Linked DNA regions of Homo sapiens: region 1 is linked to region 2. Evidence: chromatin loops called from intact Hi-C (ENCODE). Cell type or tissue: endothelial cell of umbilical vein. All regions are shown on one strand. Links, peaks and the distances in the headings refer to the core of each region. The heading gives the core; the rest is flanking DNA.

Region 1 (2,919 bases), core at 327-2,826, 91 kb before region 2:
CAAGATCTGGGGCCGGGCATGGTGACTCACACCTGTAATCCCAGCATCTTGGGAAGCCGAGGCGGGCGGATCACTTGAGGTCAGGAGTTTGAGACCAACCTGGACAACATGACCAAATCCCATCTCTACAGAAAATACAAAAATTAGCCAGGCGTGGTGGCAGATGCCTATAGTCCTAGCTACTAGGGAGGCTGAGGCAGGAGAATCACTTGAACCTAGGAGGTGGAGAGTGCAGTAAGCCAAGACCGTGCCACTGCACTCCAGCCTGGGCGACAGGGTGAGACACTGTCAAAAAAAAAGAAAAAGAAAAGAAATCAAGATCTGGGGCACTATTGTGGTCACTGCTACTGTGGTATTCCTAATTCTAGGTCCTCTCAGTGGAGAGAGTTAGGAACCTAGGTCTTATTATCCACAATATTTTCTAATTTGTTTACTGTTAAGTATATATATAAAGTAGAATTGCTAACCCCTGCCCCTATGAGAAAGAAACTTACTAATGACACCACAATATTTGCATATAATTCTTTTTGTCTTTAGCCTTATAATTTTCCAAAGTATCTTAGACAAGTTATTTTCTTCCCCAACCCCTTCAGTGTATTATCCATTTATAATACAATTAGGTTTGTGTGTTATTGTTTATATACCTTTTTGAGTTCTCCCCACATCCTGGTTGACCTGCATGATTCGTTTGTTTCGGAGATCATATGTCTGTCATTTTTGTTTTTGTTTTTGTTTTAATTAATAGAGACAGAGTCTTACTATTTTGCCCAGGCAAGTCTCAAATTCCTGGGTTCAAGTGATCCTCCTTGCCTCAGCCTCCCAAAGTGCTAGGATTACAGTCATGAGCCACCATGTCCAGCCTGTTTTACAGATCATATACCTGTGGGGTTTTTGGTTTTGGAAAATATAATTTTTTTGAAATATATGTGTAATCTTATATATATATTTTGAGACAGAGTCTTGCTCTGCATGAAGGCTGGAATGAAGTGGCGCGATCTCAGCTCACTGCAACTTCCCCGCCTTCTGGGTTCAAGTGATTCTCATGCCATAGCCACCCAAATAGCTGTGATTACAGGTGTGCACCACCACACCTGATTAATTTTTGTATTTTTTATAGAGACAAGGTTTCGCCGTCTTGCCCAGGCTGGTCTCAAACTCCTGGCCTCAAGTGATTCACCCACCTCGGCCTCTCAAAGTGTTGGAATTACAGGCGTGAGCCACTGCGCCCAGACTCATATACCTGTTTTGATGAACATTTAAGAAGAGTAGTTTGTTCCTTTGGCTAATTATGGGACTAGGAAGAAAATGCAGTATCTCCTTGACAAGGAAACACTCACACTACTCCTGATATTAATGAATCAACTGAAAACGTCCAGACATGTCCAGACATAGAATACAATAATATACCACAAAGCAGATAAAGCAACAGATAAAAACAAATTTTAAAAAATACTTATATGACCATTGTTTGATGTTATACCCTGTGTTTCCAAGATAGTTCAAGTGGAATGCGAAATAAAAACATGGATAATCTTCCTGTTTCCTTGTAGGTCCTACGCCCTATTTCCTGCTTCTTTCAAATCTCAAAGATAGAAGACTGATTACAGTGCCTGGAAGTCCTTCATGTAATTAATACTAATGCTTACAAGAACTGAATTTTTATTTATTCTAAAAACATTTGTTGCATGCCTCCCCTCTGTACCAGACACAGTGAGAAGTGCTTTATGTACTTTTATCTAACCAAATAAGTGCTTTGGAGAAGACCCATTAACTATGCTATGGTTCACATTGATTTGTTTCCTCTCTAGATTTTATACACCATTGTGCCAGTACAGTCAAGATCTGGTGATAATGAAAAGCTAACAGCAAAAATTTGTCAAAACTAACCTTTTATGAGAAACAATTTAACCTACTGGTGCACTTAGGTGGATATTTGATAGAGCTAAGAAGCAACCACAGACATATGGTTTCTGTGAGGAAATAAGAATATGAAATTATTTTGCCACCTAAAACTGCAAAAGTAAAAAGCACTTCATAGAAGAATAGTCTTTTAGCATTTTACCCAAAATCAGACATGACTATTCAGAGCTATACATTATTTTATACAACAAACAGATTTGGTTTTTCTCAATCTTGTTTTCTTTATGAAATCCTGAGTTAAAGCCCAGGCACGGTGGCTCACGCCTGTAATCCCAGCACTTTGGGAGGCAGAGGCGGGCAGATCACGAGGTCAAGAGATCGAGACCATCCTGGCTAACACGGTGAAACCCCGTCTCTACTAAAACTACAAAAAAATAGCCAGGCGTGGTGGTGGGCACCTGTAGTCCCAGCTACTCGGGAGGCTGAGGCAGGAGAATGGAGTGAACCTGGGAGGCGGAGCTTGCAGTGAGCCGAGATCACGCCACTGCACTTCAGCCTGGGCTACAAAGCGAGACTCCGTCTCCAAAAAAAAAAGAAAAGAAAAAGAAAAAGAAATCCTGAGTTAAAAGAAGTTATGCAGAATAAAGTATAAATACAGTTTTTTTTTTGTTTTTGTTTTTGTTTTGAGACGGAACTCCGTCGCCCAGGCTGGATCTTGGCTCACTGCAAGCTCCGCCTCCCGGGTTCACTCCATTCTCCTGCCTCAGCCTCCCGAGTAGCTGGGACTACAGGCGCCCGCCACCACGCCTGGCTGATTTTTTTGTATTTTTAGTAGAGACGGGGTTTCACCATGTCAGGATGGTCTCGATCTCCTGATCTCGTGATCCACCCGTCTCGGCCTCCCAAAGTGCTGGGATTACAGGCGTGAGCGACCACGCCCAGCCAAATACAGTATTATTAAGGAGCAGTACCTGATCACACCAAAATTTATGATAACCAACAAGGTGCCCCAAATGAACAAAACAAATATACGCATGAAGAATAACAGCTGAGGCCAGG
Region 2 (2,919 bases), core at 313-2,812:
AGGCCATGGCGGGTAGATTGTGAGGTCAGGAGTTCCAGACCAGCCTGACCAACATGGTGAAACCCCATCTCTACTAAAAATACAAAAAGTTAGCCGGGTGTGGTGGCGGGTGCCTGTAATCCCAGCTACTCAGAAGGCTGAGGCAGAAGAACTGCTTGAACCCAGCGGGTGGAGGTTGCAGTGAGCCGAGATCATGCCATTGCACTCCGGCCTGGGCGACAGAGTATGCCTCCATCTCAAAAAAAAAAAAAAAAAAAAAGAGTTAAATAACCAGCTCTTCTCTACCTGCACTGAGGGAAGACCAAAAGTAAATGGGCTAAAGTTGCAAAAGAAGGGATTCTGCTTAGGTTAGTGACTTTTAAACTTTTGGTTATAGAACCCTTGAAACAAAATTTGAAAGGACAATATATAAAACAGAAAAAAAGGGTACTGGAAGACTGGCATTCCCTAGCCCAGCGAGCTGTCTCCTCAGAGGGCTTCCCAAAACACAGTTTGAAAACCAGTTGTTGGCCAGGCATGGTGGTGCATGCCTGTAATCCCAGAATTTTGGAAGGCTGAGGCAGCGGATCACCTGAGTTCAGGAGTTCGAGATGAGCCTGGCCAACATGGTGAAACCCAATCTCTACTAAAAATACAAACAAAATTGGTCAGGTGTGGTGGTGCACGCCTGTAATCCCAGCTACTAGGGAGGATGAGGCAGGAGAATTACTTGAACCTGGGAAGCAGAGGTTGCAGTGAGCTGAGATCGTGCCACTGCACTCCAGCCTTGGTGACAAAGCAAGACTCCGTCTCAGAAAAAAAAAAAAAAAAAGAAAACCAGTTGTTAAGATCAGGGGCCAACAAACTATATAAAGCCTGCTACCTGTTTTTATACTGCCTATGAACTAAGAATGGTTTTTCTATTTATATATGGATGGGGGAAAAAAGAATAATATTGCATGACATGGGAAAATAAAATGAAATTCAACTTTCAGTGTCCATAAAGAAAGTTTTATTGGAAGACAGCCACACGCGTTTGTTTGGTATTTTGGCTTTTGCACCACAATGGAAGAGTTAAGCAGTCACGACAGAGATCATATAGTCAGTGAAGACTAAAATATTAATTAACTGGTCCTTTGCAAAAAAGTTTGCCAACCTCTGGTGTAGATGAAAGAAAAAATTTTATGATAGTGATTTTTAACACTGAGATTCGTGATCAACAGAGTTTAGATGAGTTCTCCTTTTGGAAGGCACTAACAAAGGCTAGGTTGTGGTTTAAATGAGGTCCTGTCTGTATGGAGGAGAAGTGATTGGCCTTATCCTTCAGGATCCCTGAAAGTTGCTCCCTCCCAACCCTGGAGGCTGTGGTTTTACCCGTGGGCTCCAGCTAGTCGCCTGCAGACGGCTAAAGGGAAAAGGAAGAAGGCAATTACCTGGCAGTGCACCAAATTTTTTCCCCTGGTTTGGAGCCAGAAATTCCTGGCAGATAAAGAAAGGATTTCCTCCAGAATAACACAATTGCGGTAACACTCTGGCCAGCCAGTCCCTAGATTTCACAGGGTGGGAAAACATCTGTGATTTGGGAAGAAGTAAGAAAACTCAATTCCAAGAACTGACAAGAGATTGAGGAAAGCTCTAAGGAAGACTATAAAAAAGAGACAAATCGTCTAGAACAAGGAGAGAAGGAATAGCAAAATCTTAAAATTTGTGCTTTCTTTCAAATCATTACAGTTCATTTAAGATCAAACCAGATCACTGGCATTAACTTAAGCCTACTGTAATACAACACTTTGGTCTCCAATCTACCATTTCACAACATTACATTTCTCTAATAGAGAGTAAACAGGTGGAAGCTGGAATAATTCTGTCCCTATAACTCTACTGTGATTCTAGTTCTTCTGCTATAAAATGATAGTTTAATACTTTCAAAACCATGCGGTGATTTCTTAGCCTGAAGTAGAAAGAATAGTAATTGGGGCTAAGGGAGAGCTATGTACAGGGAACTGATGAATCTCAAATAATCTGTTCATTTATACTTTACACTTTCTACTTTGTTCCCTACTGGAAAAGCCTTGGGGATTACAGTGGTGAAGCCACAAAACTATATATATACCTCATGATTTCTTCGAGGAAAAAAACAAACAACAAAACAAATAACTGGTATCCTAGCTTTAGATAAAATGTATTTGGTAGTTTTTGCCTATAGCTTCATTTATTTTACATTTTTAAAGCATGAAAATAATACATGTGAAAATAACACAGGCACTTTTTTTTTTTTGAGACGGAGTTTTGCTCTTGTTGCTCAGGCTGGAGTGCAATGGCACAATCTTGGCTCACCCCAACCTCCACCTCCCGGGTTCAAGAGATTCTCCTGCTTCAGCGTCCTGAGTAGCTGGGACTACAGGCATGCACCACCACGCCCAGCTAATTTTGTATTTTTTAGTAGAGATGGGGTTTCTCCATGTTGGTCAGGCTGGTCTCGAACTCCCAACCAAAAGTGATCCGCCCGCCTCAGCCTTCCAAAGTGCTGGGATTACAGGTGTGAGCCACCGTGCCCGGCCAGGTACATGGTTTTTAAAAAATGAAACAGGTCGGGCATGATAGTTCATGCCTGTAATCCCAGCACTTTGGGAGGTCAACACAGGTGTATTGCTTGAGCTCAGGAGTTTGAGACCAGCCTGGGTAACATGGTGAAACTGTCTCTACAAAAAATAGAAAAATTAGCCAGGCTTGGTGGTTTCTGCCTGTAGTCCCAGCTACCAGGGAGTCTGAGGTGGGAGGCTCACTTGAGCCCGGGAAGCAGAGGTGAGCTCGTGCCACACACTCCAGCCTGGGTAACAGTGCCAGACCCTGTCTCAAAAGGAAAAAAATATATAAAAATGTAACAATACAGAAAGAAATGAAAAGCAAACATCTTCACATCTTCCTCCCCATTCTCTG

The links. Peaks named below come from ENCODE experiments on the same cell type or tissue, not always from the same donor. Only the 100,000 strongest peaks of a DNase experiment are listed, where the experiment ranks them.
Region 1: a loop joins it to region 2, with 6 times the contacts of the local background. A loop is called at or near these places in 1 of 110 quality-filtered maps.

The regions. Positions count from the first base shown.
Region 1 is chr2:202,407,376-202,410,294 of GRCh38, reverse strand. The region is part of intron 1 of BMPR2 (bone morphogenetic protein receptor type 2); the gene reads right to left. Among named protein-coding and RNA genes, the nearest start is that of BMPR2, 33 kb to the right of the region's middle. In endothelial cell of umbilical vein, for the core only: no CTCF peak of the experiment used is centred there; a DNase peak (open chromatin) is centred at 1,524; H3K27ac peaks cover 2,230 bases.
Region 2 is chr2:202,316,137-202,319,055 of GRCh38, reverse strand. No RefSeq gene overlaps it. Among named protein-coding and RNA genes, the nearest start is that of SNORD11, 25 kb to the right of the region's middle. In endothelial cell of umbilical vein, for the core only: no CTCF peak of the experiment used is centred there; a DNase peak (open chromatin) is centred at 1,435; H3K27ac peaks cover 1,626 bases.